Linked DNA regions of Homo sapiens: region 2 is linked to region 1. Evidence: chromatin loops called from intact Hi-C (ENCODE). Cell type or tissue: ovary. All regions are shown on one strand. Each heading gives the region's core, and the rest is flanking DNA. Links, peaks and the distances in the headings are about the cores only. Region 1 has its middle 58 kb from the start of WIPF3. Region 2 overlaps MIR550A3HG (MIR550A3 host gene).

The links. Peaks named below come from ENCODE experiments on the same cell type or tissue, not always from the same donor. Only the 100,000 strongest peaks of a DNase experiment are listed, where the experiment ranks them.
Region 2: a loop joins it to region 1, with 4 times the contacts of the local background. A loop is called at or near these places in 7 of 110 quality-filtered maps.

The regions. Positions count from the first base shown.
Region 1 is chr7:29,743,409-29,753,561 of GRCh38, reverse strand. No RefSeq gene overlaps it. Among named protein-coding and RNA genes, the nearest start is that of WIPF3, 58 kb to the left of the region's middle. RefSeq lists a silencer at 5,295-5,589. In ovary, for the core only: a CTCF peak has its summit at 5,083 (motif pointing left); a DNase peak (open chromatin) is centred at 3,001; H3K27ac peaks cover 700 bases.
Region 2 is chr7:29,649,161-29,659,313 of GRCh38, reverse strand. It overlaps MIR550A3HG (MIR550A3 host gene), which reads left to right. Exons shown (of 2, transcript NR_024278.1): 2 at 7,975-10,153. Among named protein-coding and RNA genes, the nearest start is that of MIR550A3, 27 kb to the left of the region's middle. RefSeq lists enhancers at 9,315-9,916, 9,917-10,153. In ovary, for the core only: no CTCF peak of the experiment used is centred there; no DNase peak of the experiment used is centred there.

The sequences.
Region 1 (10,153 bases), core at 848-8,847:
TGTCTAGGGTGCAAAACTGAAGGAGGTGTGTACTCTCGGATTCTTGCAAGAGCAGAAGTGGTACTTAGGGTCAGTTTTTTCTTAAGGGCCTGAGAGAAGCACTTACCTCTGCATTAAAGTGAGCCAATCCTACAATGTATGCATTATAAGCAAGTAAAAGGTTTGGAAATCCCCCATGAAGTATCCTTACCTCCACTGCCTGTTCAGAGATTGCCCCTTGGAGAGGAAGGAGCAGATATTATTCCAAAGAGACCTTTGATATGAGGGTCTTCGGAATTTCTTTTTAAAGTTTCATATATTCATTGAGAATGGCTTTAAGGGGAGTGGGTCTCAACTCTGGCCACCCAGTAGAGTCATCCAAAGAAATCTTACAAAACATCCAAAGCTTTGGTCCCATCCTCCAGAAAATTGAATCCATGTGGTCTGGGGAGGACCCGGTGGATCATCTCCCCAGGTGATGATCTCACATGCAGATGGAGTTGAGAACCAGTGCTGTAAGTGTACTGCATCATCTACATTTCCTGGAAGCTCTGAACTAGGCCCATAGCAGAAGCCTGGAGCCATAGGGTCGGGGCAGCTGAAGAGTTACTTCCATATCATAGGATAGAATTAAAAATCTAATTCCTCTCTTGCCAGATGTATGACTTGAGTCAATTACTTAGATTCCTTTTCTGTACAATAAGGATAATGATGTTATCAAAACTAACAGTATTGGCTGGGCATGGCGGCTCATGCCTATAATCCCAATACTTTGGGAGGCCAAGGTGGGAGGACAGCTTGAGGCCATGAGTTTGAGAGCAGCCTGGAAAACATAGTGAGACCCCATCTCTATAAAAAAGTTAGCCATGTGTGGTGGCACATGCCTGTAGTTCCAGCTACTTGGGAGGCTAATGTGGGAGGATCACTTGAGCCTGGAAGGTACAGGCTGCAGTGAGCTACTCCATTTTAGCCTGAGTGACAGAGCAAGGCCCTGCCTCAAAAAAACAAAACAAAACAAAACAAAAAAAAACAAAACCAAAAACCTTACAGAGACACTGTCCCAAAAAACAAACAAAAAACCCAAAAACGTACAGTATTGTTGTAGGGATTAAGTGAGATGACATGTGCAAAGCACGTAGTGCAGTACCCAGCATGTTAAAAAATGCTAGCCTTCAGTGTCATCACAGGTACCCCTAGGATTAAGTTAGGCTAGGCACCCACTCCCTGACAAGACACAGAGGTTCTCATGTATTTCTGGCCACTTATGAAGTAAAGGGTGTTCCTTTAACCAGGTACCACTGAGATGGCTGCAGACCCTGAGTGTCAGTGTGCATTGTTTCCTGATAGGTACGAAGGCTTTTCCTGGGGTAGCAGCCCCAAAAGCAGAGCACCTTCTGACCTGGGAGTCTGGCACAGTTCCAGCCACCCAGCTCTGTAGAGTTGAGAAAGCGAGGGCCAGTGGGGCTACTTATGCTTCTTTCTATCTGCTCCCTGGGCTGTGGGGCAGCCTTCCTCCCTTGGTTTCACTTTCTTAATTTCAGTCTCTAAGGTTCAGCCTTGAAACTCCAAAGGATACTGAGGCAGGTCACCCTCTCTAACCCCTGTCGAAAATTTTGCACAGGGGAAGGGAGCTGAGGAAGTCACAGAAATTCATGGGGGTGCCAGGCCCACACATACCTGCCTGTGGGGCTGAGTGGATTGGCAATGACAATGCTGACAGCTGACATTTACTGAGTACGTGCTATGTTCCAGATGCTGCGTCTCCGTTTCTCAGATGAAGAATCTAAGTTTCAGGGCCTCATCCAAAACCATACAGCTAATAAGCAGTAGAGTTGGGATCTAAGCCCAGGGAATTTTACTCTAGAACTCACAGTATTAACCACAGTGCTCCCTTGGCTTATATTTCTAAGGCACATGCTGTAACCACTTTTTTTTTTTTGTTTTTGAGATGGGGTCTCACTCTGACACCCAAGCTGGAGTGCAGTGGCGTGATCTTGGCTCACTGCAACCTCTGCCTCCCAGATTCAAGGGATTCTCCTGCCTCAGCCTCCTGAGTAGCTGGGATTACAGGCACGTGCCACCATGCCTGGATAATTTTTTGTATTTTTTAGTAGAGACGGGGTTTCCCTATGTTGCCCAGGCTGATCTGGAACTCCTGACCTCAGGTGATCCGCCCGCCTTGGCCTCCTAAAGTGCTGGGATTACAGGTGTGAGCCACCGTGCCCTGCCTATAACCATTCTTTTTTAGGGAGGTGTGGTATATGGCGCTACCCTGAATCTGTAGTCAGGATTTGAAGAGGGGAGAACAGACCAGTATAATTCTTCAGTGTTTGCTTGTGAAGAAGGCACCATGCATTGTGGTTGGTAGTGGTGACTGGAGAGAGAGATAGGAGGGGCACAGGCAGCAAGGTCCCTGCTTAAAGACAGTTATCTAGTTTGGAGAAACTTAGCTGGATAGTCAGTTCTTACATGCATTTGGCAAGCACTTATCATACACTGTAAAGAGGCAATATGTCTAGCTTGTTAGAGGGTGGGCTGTGGAGTCAGACTCCTGGCTTTGAACCCCAACTTCCCTGCCATTTTCAAATGACACTGGAGAAGTCGCAAAACCTATTTCTGTCTCAGATTCCTCCCCAGTAAAAGTGGGATATTAATAGTACCTCCTTTGTCTTGATATGAAAATTCAATGAGTTGATATATGCAGAACATCTTAGAACAGCAACTAGCTTAGAGTAAATCTTCAGTAATTGTAAACTGTGATTATACTATGTTTTTGGCACTGAAGCCACGTCGTGGTGAGTAAGACAGTGCCTGACCTCAAGAAGCTCAGTCTAGTACTGGAGAGAGGTAAACAAATACTTGCAAAGTGTGTGGTGTGAGAGAGGTGTGACAGGTGGGCGGGAGCCTGCAGCAGGCACATCTGACCCATCCTAGGTGTGTATGGTGCAGAGAAGTTAGCCTAGGCTTTCTAGGGGCACTGATGTCTGGGCTGAGTCTTGCAGGCCAGGGAGCTAGTCAGGGGGAGCTGTAGTGATCCAGCTGGGGGCTGAGCAGGAGCTGAAAGTGAACAGCTCACATCTGTAGGGTTGCCAGATTTAGCAACGGAAAGTACAGGATGCCCTATTAAATGTGAATTTCAGATAATGAACAACTTTTAAGAATAAGTATGTGTCATGCAATATTTTTAGTAAAAGTATGTCCCAAATATTGTATAACCACACACATTATTCACTGTTTATCTGAAATTCAAATTTCACTGGGCATCCTATGAAAAGTCTGGCAATTTTACCTTTCCACATTTAGGAAGGTGCAGTGTGTTTCAGAGTAGCTGGAGTGATGCAGGGAGGAAAGGCAGAGTGGGCGGGATGGGGCTCATAGGCACACAGGAGGCAGTTTGTAAAAGACCTATGCTATGTTAAGGGATTTGGATTTTATCCTGAAATTAACGATGAGCCCTTGGAGAGCTTTAACCACAAGGACATGAAACCACGGAGATAGCAGTGTCAGGTACGATGAAATGAGTGTTAGTTTCTATGGCCGAATAGCAAATTACTCCAAATTTAGAGTCTTAAACAGTAAACATTTATTATCTCCTAGTTTCTGTGGCTCAGGAATTCAGAGGCAACTTAGCTGGGTGGTTCTGGCTGAGGTTTCTCATGAGATCGTAGACAAGATGGTGACCAGAGTGGCAGTTATCTAAAGGATGCACTGGAGCTGGAGAATTTGCTTCTAGGGTGACTCACTCTAATGGTTGGGAAGGCACTGCTGGCTGTCAGCAGGAGAGCTCAGTTCCTTGTCACAGGGACCCACCACAGGACAACTTGAGCCTCCTCACAACATGACAACTGGCTTAGTGATCCGAGAGAGCAAAGTGACCTTAACTTTGGAAGTCACATGCCGCCTTGTCATTGCCATATATCCCAGTGCTAACACAGCTCAGCCCCGCTGAATGCAGGAGGGTCCTACACAAGGACGTACACACAAGGAGGTGGGGATCATGGGGTTATCTTGGAGGCTGGTTTTCTGGGATGGGAGGCTTACATGGTGATGCCTGTGACCTTGGAGGTGGAGGAGAATGATGGGCATACAGAGGAGTGAAGAAAGGCTGGGAGGAATAGAGATGTGGGAGAGGAGGGGAGGCAAAGAAAAAAAAACAGGAGGAAGGGGTGTTGGAGCGGAATGTAGTCTGTCCGCAGCAAAGGGCATCACCAAAGCCATTCCAGGAGGAACTAGATCCACCTCCTTCTCTCCTGGGCATGCTCCAAAGATGGTTGTGACCTCCAGAGAGGACCCCAAAAGAAAGCACAAAAACTAGACAATGGGAGGGCAGTACCCAAAAGCCCTGAGTTTCTGAGCAAAATATTGAACGTTTCTATGGTGAAATAGGAAGTTAATATGCTTAGGAAGAAAAAAGTGGTAATGATTCAAGGAAATATAATCACACACGATTTCAGTTTTAATGGACATGGGAGGAGCCATAAAAGTAATCTATCATCTATCAGTTATCTATCTATCTATCTATCTCAACTATCATCTATGTATCTACCCATCTATCAATCATCTATCATCTATCGGTTACCTATCTATATCAACTATCATCAATATATCTATCATCTATCAATCATCTATTACCTATCAATTATCTATCTATCTATATCACCTATCATCTATATATCTATCCATCTATCAACCATCTAATTATCTATCATCTATCAATTATGTCTATATCAACTATCATCTATACATCTATCCATCTATAAACCATCTAATTATCATCTATTAATTATCTATATCAACTATCTGTCATCTATATATCTATCTATATATCAATCATCTAATTATCTATTATCAATTATCTATGTCATCTATCATCTCTCATCTATCATATCTATCATCTATCTCTATCATCTATCTTCTATCTCTATCATCTATCTTCTATCTATCTGCCTATCTATCTATTTATCATCTATCTAATCTGTCATCTATTTTTTAAAGGGCCATAAACTTGTTAACATATATATATACACAGGCATTTTAACAAGTGTTTTCCCTGGAGAAGTGAGGATAGAAACTAACCCGTAGGAAGAGTGCCCTCTGCTGCTACTTATTCAAAATAGCTCCTCTGTCTGGCCATACCAAGGAAAACATCCTAAAAGGTTCTTTGCCTTCTGGCTGCTGTATATAACAAAAAATTAATAACTAACATCTTTACCTCTTAAAATACCTTTAAGATTTCTTTTCTGTTTTGTAGACAGCCGTGTTGCTACATTTTTCCATTTGATTTTATTCTTTCCATGGTTAACTGTAAAGCAAACATAATAAGAAACAGACATTGGATACTTATGCAGTACACAGAAAGCATTTCTTCCAAACTCTTAACTAAATAAAGTAAATCCTTTCCTAGGTGCACAAATCCATAGGTCAGAGGTCAAGATTACCCAACCAGGAATAGCTCATCACTGTAGGCTGGAGGAAATGGCTTTATTTACTCCAGAGCACCCAGGAAAATGTACTGACCTTTACAACCAGCTCTGCTTGCTATTCCAGGGGAAAGCAGGAAGGGAGGGGCGGAAGGACAGACCCATAAATGTTCTATGACAATTACTTGGCAGCACCGTTTCAAAGAAATAACGGAAGCCTTTACTTGGCATTCTGTACTAAGCAGTGCATGGAAATGGGTTGGTTTCAGCTCTGGACTGCCCACCCACACCTGGCCCCTCTGGGCATACTAAACACAGACAGGAGTGACACCGCTACCCCAGGTGTTAGCCTGGAAACTTCCCTCCCTTCCATGCATCATCCCTGCTTTCATCTCCGTAGTTGACAGATTCTCTGGGTCTGTTGTGTGGACTTTGGGATCAGCTTCTTAGCCCTTGCCCTTCTCTGAAACATCACTTTTGGCTCACTCTTTAACTCAGGACTCTGCAGGGCTCCTGATTCTGAAATACTTGCAACTTTAGGGAGAAGACACTCCCTTGGCCAGCTTCATCCCAGCCTCTAGCTGAGGAAAGAGGATTGGACATGCTACATTTTTGGGCAAGGTATTTATCTTCTCCAAACCTGTTTCCTCATCTGTAAAATGCAAATGATAAAATAACTCACATCATCAAGCTTTTGTGAGAATTATAACTGATAAAGGATAAATGTCGATTATTATAACATAGCAATAAATGTCGATTATTATAAAATAGTAATAAAACAAGTATTATGGAATATTATTAAAGTTTTCTTTTTCTTTTTTTTTTTTTGAAACAGAGTTTTGCTCTTGTTGCTCAGGCTGTAGTGCAATGGCACGATCTCGGCTCCCTGCAACTTCTGCCTCCTGGGTTCAAGCCATTCTCCTGCCTCAGCCTCCTGAGTAGCTGGGATTACAGGCGGCTGCCACCACACCCAACTGATTTTTTGTATTTTTTAGTAGAGATGGGGTTTCACCATGTTGGCCAGGCTGGTCTTCAGCTCCTGACCTCAGGTGATCTGCCCACCTCGGCCTCCCAAAGTGCTGGGATTACAGGCGTGAGCCACCGTGCCCGGCCCTGGTTAGAGGACAAATATTAATATATGGGTATCTAGTGGCTGCGACCAGGCCAGAGAGAGGAAGTTTAAAAAATCAAGGGAAGGAGTTTTGTCCATAAGTTAAGTTTAAAAATACATAACATGAAGTCTGGAGATAAATAGACCAAATACTAACAATGTTTATCTTTGGCTTTTTTGTTTTATTTTCAGCTTTTTTATTTTTTGTGGATACATAAGGGGTGTATATATTTATGGGTTACATGAGATATTTTCATACAGGTATGCAATGTGTAATAATCAGATGAAGGTAAATAGGACATCCATCACCTAAAGTGTTTATCCTTTGTCTTACAAACAATTCAATTATACTGTTTTATTTTAAAATGTAAAATTACATTATTTTTGACTATAGTCACCCTGTTGTGCTATCAAATATTAGGTCTTATTCATTATTACTTTTTTTTTTTTTTTTGAGACAGCCTCACTCTGTCACCCAGGCTGGAGTGCAAAAGGTGTGATCCCGGCTCACTGCAACCTCTGCCTCCCGGGCTCAAGCGATTCTCCTCCCTTAGTATCCTGAGTAGCTGGGATGACAGGCACATGCCAGCATGCCCAGCTAATTTTTGTATTTTTAGTAGAGACAGGGGTTTCACCACGTTGGCCAGGCTGGTCTCAAACTCCTGGCTTCAAGTGATCCTCCTGCCTCGGCCTCCCAAAGTGCTGGGATTACAGGTGTGAGCCACCACACCTGGCACTATTTTTTATACCCATTAACCATGTCCACTTCCCCCCAATACCCAACTACCCTTCCCAGCCTGTGGTAACCACCATTCTACTCTCTGCCTCTGTGACTTCAATTGTTTTAATTTTTAGCTCCCACAAAAAAATGAGAACATGCAGTTTTTCTTTCTGTGCTTGGCTTATTTCACTTACCATAATAAACTCCAATTCCACAACGATGCTTATCTTTGAGTGAGGAATTTATAGGTGATGACTTTTTTTTCTTCTCCTATTTTTCAAATTTTCTGTAATGAGTACTTTTTAAATAGAAAATACGAAATTTTGTTGTTAAAAAGCCATCATTTGTTCTTTCTTTTCACTGACTTAATACATGATTTTATTCTCAATCTAAAGCTTACAAGCCAGAGGTAAGGCTAAAACCCCTTATGGACACACACACAAACACGACTGCTGCCACACCAAACGCAGTCACTTCCCAGAGGTAGTCATGATATTAATTTTGTGCCGACCCTTCTAGATATTTTTCTATCCACTTATGTGTTACTGGCTCATTGATCAAGGGCAATTTGTGACATGATTAAACATGCTTTATTTTTCTTCCCTTCGTCTCTTCAGAACTTGTCTAGTGGGGGGTAATCATCTCTTGCCACTAGATGAAGAATAGGGCCATTCTAGAGGCTCTCTGGTCAGTCATAGGTGATGGACACTTCCACATTTTCTTCCGTCCATTTGGAAATTTTGAATATCCAATGTAAGGTATACAAGAAACCGTCCTATGCCAGAGGGGAAAAAACTGAGCCTAAATATGATCAAAACTGTAGATCAGTGGTTTTCAATGTTGGTTGCATACTGGGATCATCTGAGGTAGTTTAAAAAATTCCTGTGTCTCAGTTCCCCCCAGAGTCTCTGGTATAATTGCTCTTGGATTTGCCTGGGCTTCAGGGATATTTATTTAATTATTTATTTATTTATTTATTTATTTATTTAATTTTATTTTTTTGAGACCCAGTCTCACTCTGTTGCCCAGGCTGGAGTACAGAGGCGTGATCCCAGCTCACTGCAACCTCTGCCTCCCGGGTTCAAGTGATTCTCCTGCCTCAGCCTCCTGAGTAGCTGGGACTACAGGCACCCAGCAACACACCTGGCTAATTTTTGTGTTTTTAGTAGAGTTGGGGTTCCACCATGTTGGCCAGGCTGGTCTCGTACTCCTGACATCAGGTGATCCGCCCGCCTCGGCCTCCTGAAGTGCTGGGATTACAGGTGTGAGCCACCGTGCCCGGCCGGCTTCAGGGTTTTCAAGAGCTCCTCAGATAATTATAGTGGGCTACCTTTGAGAATCACTGCTCCGGATTTAACATCCAATTTATAGAAAATACATGGGAAAGCATAGAAGAACAGCATGGAGTGCAATAAGCAATAGCCACACTGGGACACGCTATAGGAGAAACACTCAGTTTCTTTATAAAAAGTTGTAAGAAAAAAAGATGAGGAGGAGAGAGGAACCTACAGGTTAAAAGTGACTTACAAGAAATTACTAATTGCAATGTGTGAAGAGATCTTTTTGGATCTTCAGGTGAACAAAGAAAACATATGAGAAGTTTTACACATCAAACAGGAATATTTGAACATTCAGTAGATATTTGATGTTAAGGGATTGTTTTTAATTTTGAGGCTACAATAATGTGGGGTTTTTTAAATTTTTGTTTTTTAAACTTTTATTTTAGGCTCATGGGTACATGTGCAGGTTTGTTATACAGGTAAACTCGTGTTATGGGGGTTTGTTGTACAGACTGTTTTATCACCCAGGTACTAAGCCTAGTACCCAGTGGTTATTTTTTTCTGCTCCTCTCCCTCCTCCCTACCTGAGACCTCGCATAGGCCTCGGTGTCTGTTGTTGTTTTATTTTTAAAACAGTTTTTCTCTTTCAGAGACATGTTGAAATAACTGAATGAAATATCTCCAGATTATATATCTGGGATTTACATGAAAAGAAGCCTATGAGAGGGAGGAGTGGGTGAGGGTGTAGATTAAAAAAAAATGATTGGCCTTGAGTTGATAATTGTTGAAGCTGGGCAATGGGTACATAGGGAACTCGGTATTCTGTTTCCTCTAGTTTTGTATGCTTAAACGTTTCCAAAATAAGAAGTTTTTCTGGAATGCTTAGTCCAAGATATTAATTAACAATGTAGTGCTTAAAGACAGAACATCTTTTTCCTGCTACAGAGTGCAGTCCTTGGCTGTCTGCTTTTGGGGAGACAGGTGTGACCATCTGTCTTGCTCCTTGCCCATCCCCACCGCCTCTCCCTTGCTGAGCGTTGCTTCCCAAGGCCAAGGCCAGAGGGCGGAGGAGACGTGGGCATTAGACCATTAGACAGCTCTCATCTACTGGATGGCCTTGGGCTCCCACCCTGGCTGGTTTTACAGCTGGCTTTTCCTGGGTTTGGTCACTTTGCTTGTGTTATGCATCAATTCTCTTCTCCCAAAAGACTTTTTTTTTTAACAGAGTCTCGCTCTGTTGCCCAGGCTGGAGTGCAGTAACATGATCTCAGCTCACTGCAGCCTCTGCCTCCCAGGTTCAAGCAATTCTTCTGCCTCAGCCTCCTCAGTAGCTGGAATTATAGGCGCCTGCCACCATGCCTAGATAATTTTTTGTATTTTTAGTAGAGATGGGGTTCACCATGTTGGCCAGGCTGGTCTCGAACTCCTGACCTCAGGTGATCCGCCCGCCTTGGCCTCTCAAAATGCTGGGATTACGGGCATGAGCCACTGTGGGCAGCCCCAAAAGACATGTTGAGCTTCTAACCCCAGTACCTGTGAATGTGCCTTTATTTAGAGAAGAGGTCTTTGCAGATGTAATCAAGATGAGGTCAGACTGGGTGTGGTGGCTCACACCTGTAATCCCATCACTTTGGGAGGCCGA
Region 2 (10,153 bases), core at 883-8,882, 94 kb after region 1:
GCATGTTCTCACTCATATGTGGGAATTGAACAATGAGAACACTTGGACACAGGAAGGGGAACATCACACACCGGGGCCTGTCATGGGGTGGGGGGAGGGGGGAGGGATAGCATTAGGAGATATACCTAATGTAAATGATGAGTTAATGGATGCAGCACACCAACATGGCACATGTATACATATGTAACAAACCTGCGTGTTGTGCATATGCACCCTAGAACTTAAAAGTATAATTAAAAAAAAAATTCGTGGATTAACAACAGCATGTTGTGTCTTATTTTCCCATCAATTTCTTGTTTTCACTCCTAAAATCTAAAAGCAAAAAAGGGCCACATTGTTTAAAATGCACTCTCCCTAAAAAATGCTATATGCTATAATCATATCTGCCTCATCCAACACGAGTAACTACTAAATTAAAGGTTTGTTTTAGCTGGTGTCGGAAAGGCCATTACCTCATAGTTGATTGGCAAAATATGAGTTCATAAAGAATTTTCCTTTCTGCTTAGGAGGATAACAAAGCAATACAATAATTAAAGGATATCTAATATGCAAAAGTCTATATGTAAGGAAATATTAAATATATAAATAAGTTACTAATAACAGCTATTGTTTTGTGTTAAGTATCCTGCTATGTGTTGCCATTCATTATCTCCCTTCATTTTCCCTAAACCTCTCTAAGGTTGGCATTATTTCTATTGAGCAGATGAGATTACTGAGAATCTGAGAGGTGACCTGACTAGCCATGATACAATAAAGCACAGAACTGCTATTAGAATCCAGCAGTCTGTCACCAAAGTCCAGACTCTGCCACAGTTACACTCTTTATTTAATACTATTTTATATTCTGTCTTTGGAAATACCTTTAAAATGTTCAGATGTCATACATATGTTAATGTATCCAATGCTTTGAAACTTTATAGGGGCAATATAGGGATGAAAATTAAAAAGCAGTGACTGAGGGGCCTGGCATAGGCAAAATCATAGAGACAGAAAATAGAGCTGGGTGTGATTAGTGTTTAGTGGGTGGAGTTTCCGTTTGGGATAGCAAAAAAAGTTCTGGATGTGGACAGTGGTAATAGTTGCAAGACAACACGAATGTACTTAATGTCACTAAATTGTATGCTTAAATGATAAACGTATTGAAATTTTTTATTAGAAATTTAAATCTAAATTTTACCATAATTTAAACAAAAAGCAATGGTTAGAGTGAGGAGAGTCAGTTTCAGTGCTTCACTAGGCCCCCGACCAGCTGCGAGCAGATCTGGAAGATGGACGGTTGTGGTGTCTTCTAAATGTAAAACTGCAATTTTGGCATTTGCTATCCCACTTACTCCCCACAATAATTATGTGAGATGTGTACGGCAGAGAACTCCATTTTAAAGATTAAGTATCGAAAAACAGAAAATTATTTAAAAATTATATCAAAAGTTATCTCTTAAAAGAGATTATCTTGAAATCAAAAGAGAGCCAAATAATAATCATCATCAGTAAAAGACCCAGTAAAACATGGGATCTCCCAACTGTAGCCAAAGAAAAAGCAATTTCTGATAACATCTTATTTCATTCCCCTTTATCACTTCTTCAGTGCTTTCTTTGTCCTCCTTCCTCAGCTATTATAATTCATCTTTATTATCTTAAAAAGAAGTCTGCATTAGGAAAGGGTGAGAGACAATGAAATAAGTAACAGAAAAATAATCTCAAACACTTTACTATTTAAATAATAAACCTGGGTTATAGCTTACGAAACAGTGCAGTTCACCAAAAGCTGGTTTCAATTCCTAATACATTTCTACCTCATAGTCTCACTATTCTTAAACCACAGATTAATTCGTTAGAAGAAGAAATCTAACCATTTCAGTGGGAGAAGTCATCTAAGTCATCTCCCGTTCCAAAGATGAGAGGTGAGAGAAATGACGATCATTTTCAAAAAGTGTTACTAAATGTAACCTAGAAAAAAAATGAAGTATCATATTACAGTGAGAACAAGTTTCAAAACCAACACTAAAATAAGCGATAAGCAAAGTAAGAAAGCCATGAAAAAGAAAATAATAAATTGTTATAATATTGTTTTTATAATTTGCTTACCAACTTGTATGTTTTTAGGCATTTATAATGCAGTATGGCACACACCTGAAATTCCTTAACTCAGTGGTTTTTAAACTTAATTGTTGCCGGGTGCGTTGGCTCATGCCTGTAATCCCAGCACTTTGGGAGCCCGAGGCGGGCAGATCACTTGAGGTGAGGAGTTCGAGACCAGCCTGGCCAACATGGTGAAACCCCCGTCTCTACTAAAAATACAAAAATTAGCCAGCCATGGTAGTGCATGTCTGTAATCCTGGCTGCTAGGGAGGTTGAGGCAGGAGAATTGCTTGAACCCAGGGGGCAGAGGTTGAAGTGAGCAGAGATCATGCCACTGCACTCCAGCCTGGGCGACAGAGTGAGACTCTGTCTCAAAAAAAAAAAAAAAAGAAAAAAAAACCCCTAATTATATATCTAAAATTCTTGTGGCTTTTTTCACGCTCCCTTCCGTCCCAGGCCTCAAAATCAGAACAGAGGCAGGTTATTGTTTGTTTTTTAAGTTTCAAGTGATTCTAGTGTACCGGCCTTGGGAAATACCTCCATAACTGTTGAAAAGGGTTCCGAATATAATTTTAAATAAAATTACTTTAGATCAAAGCAGACTTACAATAAGTATAATATCACATAAGGGATCAACTTTCAAGTGCCAAAGAATACAGGTGTGTACTTGAAGACCTTTTAGTAGTGAAACTCAGCAGCTGTCGGCAGTGAAGAAAGGAGCATATGTGATAAACAAAATTAGCTGTGGTCAACAATTATGCTATAGCTAACTTATGTAGTCAGTACTTTCCAGTGAAGTTGAAAATAAAGCAAAGTTCCATACATTAACCCTGTTTTCCACTAACCGTTCTTTACATGTAGGCCATATGCCAGGGTACCAAAAACTGCAGGAATATTCCCTACCATTGCAGCCTCAGTTCTAATATCGAAATCTCCCTGCAGACTAAATGTCTAGAGCAGCACTGTGTCAACAGAACATAGGGGCACATCTCATACCTCCCAAGGGTAGAAATCGCTGAGCACAGGTAAAAATAAAATATTCCAGAGGGAAATATTATTTTACAAATTTTTATAAACACTTTTGTAAAATAATGTACACAGGCTTGCACACTGAAAGGCTCAAAGCCATTTAATTCTGTATAACCACTGCAGAATCTTTGTCTTCTTTTTTACCTGATTTCCAATTGGCAGGTGTTACTAAAATTTTATGACCAAAGTATTTTTTTTTTTTTTTTTTTTTGGGACGGAGTCTTGCTCTGTTACCCAGGCTGGAGTGCAGTGGCGCGATCTGGGCTCACTGCAGGCTCCGCCTCCCAGGTTCACGCCATTCTCCTGCTTCAGCCCCTGAGTAGCTGGGACTACAGATGCCCGCCACCACACCCAGCTAATTTTTTGTATTTTTAGTAGGGACAGGGTTTCACCGTGTTAGCCAGGATGGTCTCGATCTCCTAACCTTGTGATCCGCCCGCCTTGACCTCCCAAAGTGCTGGGATTACAGGCGTGAGTCACCGCGCCTAGCCATCACCAAAGTTATTTCACTGGCTGGGTGTGGTGGCTCATACCTGTAATCCCAACACTTTGGGAGGCTGAGGCACGTGGATCATTTGAGGCCAGGAGTTTGACACCAGCCTGGCCAACATGGTGAAACCTCGTCTCCACTAAAAATACAACAAATTGGCTGGGTGTGATGGTGCACACCTGTAATTCCAGCTATTCAGAATGCTGAGGCATGAGAATCACTTCAGCCTGGGAGGCAGTGAGTCAAGGTTGTGCCACTGCACTCCAGCTTGAGAGACAGAGCAAGACTCTGTCTCAAAAAAAAAGAAAAAAAAAGTTATTTCACTAACAACATATAATTACCATAAAATAAAGGAGGGTTTTAAATGAACTACACATGCAAAATACACTAGAAAAGCTAGATATTTAAAGAAACGTGTAGTGAATTATTTGGTAGCAAAACGATTTTAATTCACAAGTTACTATTCCCCTAATGCATCTGTTTTGTAAATGCTGCTTCACATATGAGGTTTGTAAAAAAGCAAAGTATACGTATAAATTGGTGCACATAAAGATGTTCTACAAATATAGCCAGAAGCTGTTTTACTGTATGCAAAGAGTGATGGCAATTTTTAATTCAAATGTTTTTAAATATTTCAAACTGAAACTAAATCTTACCAATGTAAAATTGCCACAAAGACGGCTGGAATAAAGAAAAAAAGAAAAGTTATTAAAAGCTGCTTTATTATAAAATACCATTAAAACAAGTATTTCAAATGTATTATTTTACATGTCTAGAAAAGATAGCACACAAAGCAAGACAGCCAGCTAATCCTGTCTCTATGAGCATAGGAAAAAATCCAGGACACAAAGCAAATTTTGAACAGAGCTTACCTGTCTGCAGCGGGGCTTGACAAGCAAAGGGAGAGACTTGAGAGAGTTTTTTTACTTCAGGTAATTGATAAGAGTGATGGAATTATAGAAGATTGTGACCTTTTTTTTTTTTTAGTATTATTTTCTATTCCTTTATATGAAATTTTTAAAAGAAGTAAATATATACAGTATGCTTCAGCTAATTCTAACCAAGAGGAGCCACTCTAGATCAGTTTCTCTAGCATTCATCGGGAGACAAATGCAGGCAATCACTTCCTCAGCGGCACATCTAAAAGCCCCATTGTGCAACTCAACCCTTGATGAATTGCAAGCTCTTTGCAAGCGCCCAGACCTAGGAGCTACTAGATGGCCTAGGAAACTAATCTGGAGTCACCTGTGCCAGCACCCCATGTATACGTAAGACTTCACCAGGGAGCTGGGAGACACTGCTCTGGGTATGGAGCTTTTACAGGAGCTGCAAACACAGCCTGTGCCCCTGTATGGTTGGGGAATTGCTTGTTTTCAAGGATACCATGGAGCTGGGGAGAGAAGAGTGGGGAATAGAACAAGTTAAAGCACCACAAACTTTGCTGTTCTTATAGAGTTTCAGCAGCTTTTCTTGAATTAATGCCCTTTAGATTGTTGTAAACCTTTGGTTAATTTCCAAAGTTTTGAAGAAAATGATTTTGATAATTTTCCAAGTATTTTCATTGTCGTCATGGAGGAGTGCATTTCCTTGGCTATTCCAGAAGTCCCACCTCCCTTCTGAGATCTTATAATGGTATTTCTTATGGTTATCCCAAATATACTTGGCAAGTCATCTTATAAACCACCAATAATAGCCTCTTAAAAATTCAAAAATCACTCCACTTGGCTAACAAAATAAATGCAAATTAATTCAATAATTATTGAAGAAATTAAATTTTTAAAAATTAAAAAATTGCAATGTTGAAATTCTCAACCAGGCTTATCCAGATCTTTTCCTATGTTACTAACTGTCCTGGGCTTATCTTAAATACTGCTCAGAAGATTTACTTGTTTTATACCAGGATAGGCAAAGTATGGCCCATGGTGTGTTTTTGGACTGTCCGCAAGCATGGTTGCTATAATTTTTAAAAGGTTGAAGAATTTAAAAGGTTCTAAAGATGCTCATTAACTGTTTATTAGGCTTCATTAATTTTAAAATATACAACTATTCAACTATATTTGTATCCTATTTCTAATTCTCCTAACAACCATATACACTGGCAAAAACTCTTCAGATGATATATAAGGAAAAGGTCAAATATACTTCCAAATTCATCCAGCTTTCCAAAGATGCTCAGAATCTTTCTGTGTCTCTCACTCCCTCCCTTAACCCACATACCACATCTGAAAAAAAATGATATGGTGTAACGATGCCAGTATTCTAAATGCTTGAAGGGCTTATCACATGCCCTTTCCAAGCTGTGAAGAAGCGTGTCCCCTGGACCCCGGCATCCTATCAGTCTCACCTCTGAAGGTGACCACAGCCTCATACTTCACTGCAACAAAGACCATTAGACGCCAGCACTCCCGACTTCTTTTATCTCCACTTTAACATTTCTCCATATAGTAATCCTCACTTTTCTACTCCCTGCCATCTCAGAAAAGGAATTCCCTCTCCTCTTTTCCACAGTTAGCTTCTCAAATTTGTGCCTTTAATTCTACCCCTCCCAAATATTCCAAGACTTGCTCCACTAATTATTTCCTCTCTTGGAATCTTAATATCATCCTCTTCCCTTGATCCTTCCCCTCAACCTTTAAAACTCCTAGACCTTAAAACACTCTCTGCGATCTGACAACCCTTCAAACCAATATACTCCCCATGTCTCTCTCTCCCCTGGTTCAATGACAAGATCTTTGGCCAACTTCTTTCTACTAAGTTCCCGTAAGTTTTTTTTTTTAAATGACCAACAACCTTTTAGTTATCACAATTCTTTTGTGTCTTTCTGTAGCATTTGGTTAGATTCTTGGCTCTCTTCCCCTCTCATCTTTCATCACACCAACTTTCCCAGTTCTATTTCTGTGACTACTCTGATTTTATCTGGTTTTTCCTTTTCCTCTCATCTCTTAAAACCAAAAGTTTTCCCCAAGTATCTGTCCTTTGCTGACTTTTCTCTCTTGGCAGTTTCACTCATTCTTAAAGTTTCGGTGCTCACGTCTACAGAGATAACTCCCATATCCTTCATTCCTGAACCTTCATTCCTGAACTTTCTCCCTTCCCAGGCTCCTCTTCTACCAGGCCACCCATCCAGTCCTGTCAAATGTCTCCATCAGCTCTCACCTATCCTCTCCTCTCCATGTCTTCTGTGGCTACCCTCGTGAAGACTATTATTGCCTGGATTCTAGTGCTAGTTTTCCAATTATTCTTTCTGCTTCCTTTCTCAGTCTCTCTTACACACTGCTGCCAAGTTAATCTCTGAAGCTCACTTCTGATCATGTCACTCTATTTAAAAATTGTTTGGTGTCAGTATTGGGAATGTACTATATGCCACTAAACTGTTCACTTTAAAATGATTAATTTTATGTTATGTGATTTCATCTCATTAAAAAAATTTTTTTTAAAGAAAAGAATTAACGCCTTCCTACAGATGGAGTTCAAATGCCTTACACCTAACCTTGAATTAGACTCTCCAAGGCTGGTCTCAATCAACCTTCTCAACTTATTTCCTGCTACTTCTTTCTCATGCCCTTCATTTCAGCCTACTTGGCTTTCATGTTTTCTGCCTCCTATGACTTTGATCATGCTGTTCTATCAGCCTCTGACACTTATTGATCTCAGCTCCACATATCCAAATATAAGCCTTTTGTCACAATTCGAATCTCACCTTTTCCTAAAAGTCTTCCCTGATCTCATTTCCCATTTCCCATCCTAAAGCATTTGTTCACACTTCTGAACTCCCATAACAGTCACAATAGTCACGCATTATTCACCAAACTCTAGGGTTCCTTCAATGCACGAGATGTTGGTGCACTGGAGCTTGTGTTGGGGATGGCAGTACAGCTTGGTTTCCAGGACCACGCTGATTCTGGATGGGGGATGTGTTCACTGGCATAATTAGATATCTGATAAAATCCAAGTCTGAACCTCCATCATTCCTCAAGTACTGTTAACACTTCAAGTGTGGGGACACATTCTACTTTGACATCAACAGTCAACTTACAGTGAGAAAATTACAATAATTGACATTAAGAGACATTTATCTATGACAGTTTATATCAGCAGCCAGTCTGACTTAGGGCCAGGCTCAAAACTGATTCTATACCAACAGCAACAACATTTAAGCTCCCTCTTATGGTACAGAAAATGAAGCGAATGAGGGAAAGGGAATGGGGGGAAGAAAAACCCTTCAAGTGCATAAATAAGGAAATCTCCTAATTGTAGGCACTGAAGCTCCACAGCAAGATGGAAGTCAATCGGGCAATATATATCTACTTTGGCCCTATTTCCATTATAAATGTTCTCAACTAATTTTTTTTTACTCCATTTTATTCTGCTTTCAGGTGCTGAGAAACATAATGTCTGTTCCCCAAGAGCCAGCTAATCATTTTTACTAAGTACGATAATTGGCTGCCCTGATTCAGATAACATATCCTTATTGTGACATAGGGGTGACTATTGTCAGAAAACCCTGAAAATGTTTTAAAACAAGAACTAATGGGGCTTGGCGATTCTTGCCACGCTTTTCCAGAGCTCGGACCTTGCTATTATTTGCTACTAGACACCCACAAACCCTTGCTTGTTAAACTGATCGCCTTCAAGACTCAAGAAAAGCGCCATGCGGCTCCCTCCTAGGGCTCTCCTGACCTTTCCTCACCAATGCCGAGAGTGGTCCTGCTGGAGAACGCACACGCCTGCAGTTCGTGCACCTTTTCCCGGAGCTGCACCAGGAAATTATGGATCAACTGGAAGCAGCCAAGAAGAAGGGTCTTGGCGATCACATCCAGCTATTCAGCCATCTCAGACTGCGGACCTCCGTGCACCCCCTGGCAGGTTCCCTCCGCCTAGGGTCGAAAGCTTCAGAGGCAGCCCCAACTCTTCCACTTCTTCCTCCATCTCTGGCTCCCAGGCTTGGGAGGCCCCGCGCCACCGCTTCAACTGGCTGGGGTGGGAAGATTGAAACGGCTCTTGAGACTCTGCTTTTGCGCTTACTGCTCGTTTGCCCGACTATTTTCTCATAGTCCCTATTCCAGTCAATTTCTGGCACAGCCCAGCTTGAAACTGCTCTTGAGCCTCCGATTTTGAGCTTACTCCTGGTTTGCCCGACTATTTTCTCATAATCCCTGTTCCGGTCAGTTTCCGGCACAGCCCAGCTTGAAACAGCTCTTGAGCCTCCCCTTTTGAGCTTACTCCTCCTTTGCCTGACTCTTTTCTCATAGTCCCTGTTCTGGTCAATTTCCGGCGCAGCCCGGCTTGAAATGGCTCTTGAGCCTACGCTTTTGAGCTTACTTCTCATTTGCCCGACTATTTTCTCATAGTTCCTGTTCCGGTCAATTTCCAGCGCAGCCCAGCTGAGTTGGGCGAGGTCTAGAAAGGCCTGACTCGCCTCTTGGCCTCAATGACTTGTACCCGCTGCTTTTGCAGACCTCCCGGTCTTCATGGCAACTGTGAAATGTGGGGTGGGGGGCGTAGGGTTGAAGCCATTCGCGCCGGTAGTCCCTGCATGTCCCCTCATGTGCTCCCCAGTGCGCACAGCACCCCAGCCTCCGCGCTTCTGGAAGCAGCCCAGAAGGGTCTTGGCAATCACGTCCAGCTGTAAGCCATTTCGCGGTCTCAGATTGCGGACCTCCGCACGCCCCCTGGCAGGTTCCCTCCGCCTAGGGTGGAAAGCTGCAAAGGCAGCCCCAACTCTTCCACCACCTCCTCCATCTCCGGCTCCTGGGCTTGGGAGGCCCCGCGCCACTGCTTCGACTGGCTGGGGCGGGAAGGTTGAAATGGCTTTGAGACTCCACTTTTGAGCTTACTCCTCCTTTGCCCGACTATTTTCTCATAGTCCCTATTCCAATCAATTTCTGGTGCAGCCCAGCTTGAAATGGCTCTTGAGCCTCCGCTTTTCAGCTGACTCCTCGATTGCTCAACTATTTTCTCATAGTCCCTGTTCCGGTCAATTTCCGGCGCAGCCCAGCCCAGTCCGGCGAGGTCTGGAAAGGCCTGACTCGCCTCGCAGCCTGAATGACTTGTACCCACCGCCGATGCGGACCTCCCAGTCTTCTTGGCGACTGTGGGGTGGGGGGCATGCGGTTGAAGCCGTTCACACGGGCAGTCCCTGCATGTCCCCTCACGTGCTCCCCAGTGCACGCGGCACCCCCGCCTCCACGCTTCCCTGAGCGTGCAGCCTTTGGTGAGGGCAGCCCCACGCACAGCCCCCCACACCCTCCCCAGCGCCTGCAGCCCCTGGTGCACGCAGTCCCCAAGCCCGCACGTGCAGCCCCCACCTTGCACACAGCTCCATGTACAGCCCCTCATACGTTCACAGCCCCAGTGGCGCAGAACCCATCACTACTCGCTCTTCACGCGCTTCACTGGGCGTGCAGCCCCCACAGCGCGCAGCTCAATGCAGCCTCTCCACGTGCTCCCCAGGGCCTGCAGCCTCGTCTTAACTTCTTTTGCCAGGCCCACACATACCTGCCTATGGCCTGAGTGGATTGGCAATGACAGTGGTGACAGCTGACATTTACTGAG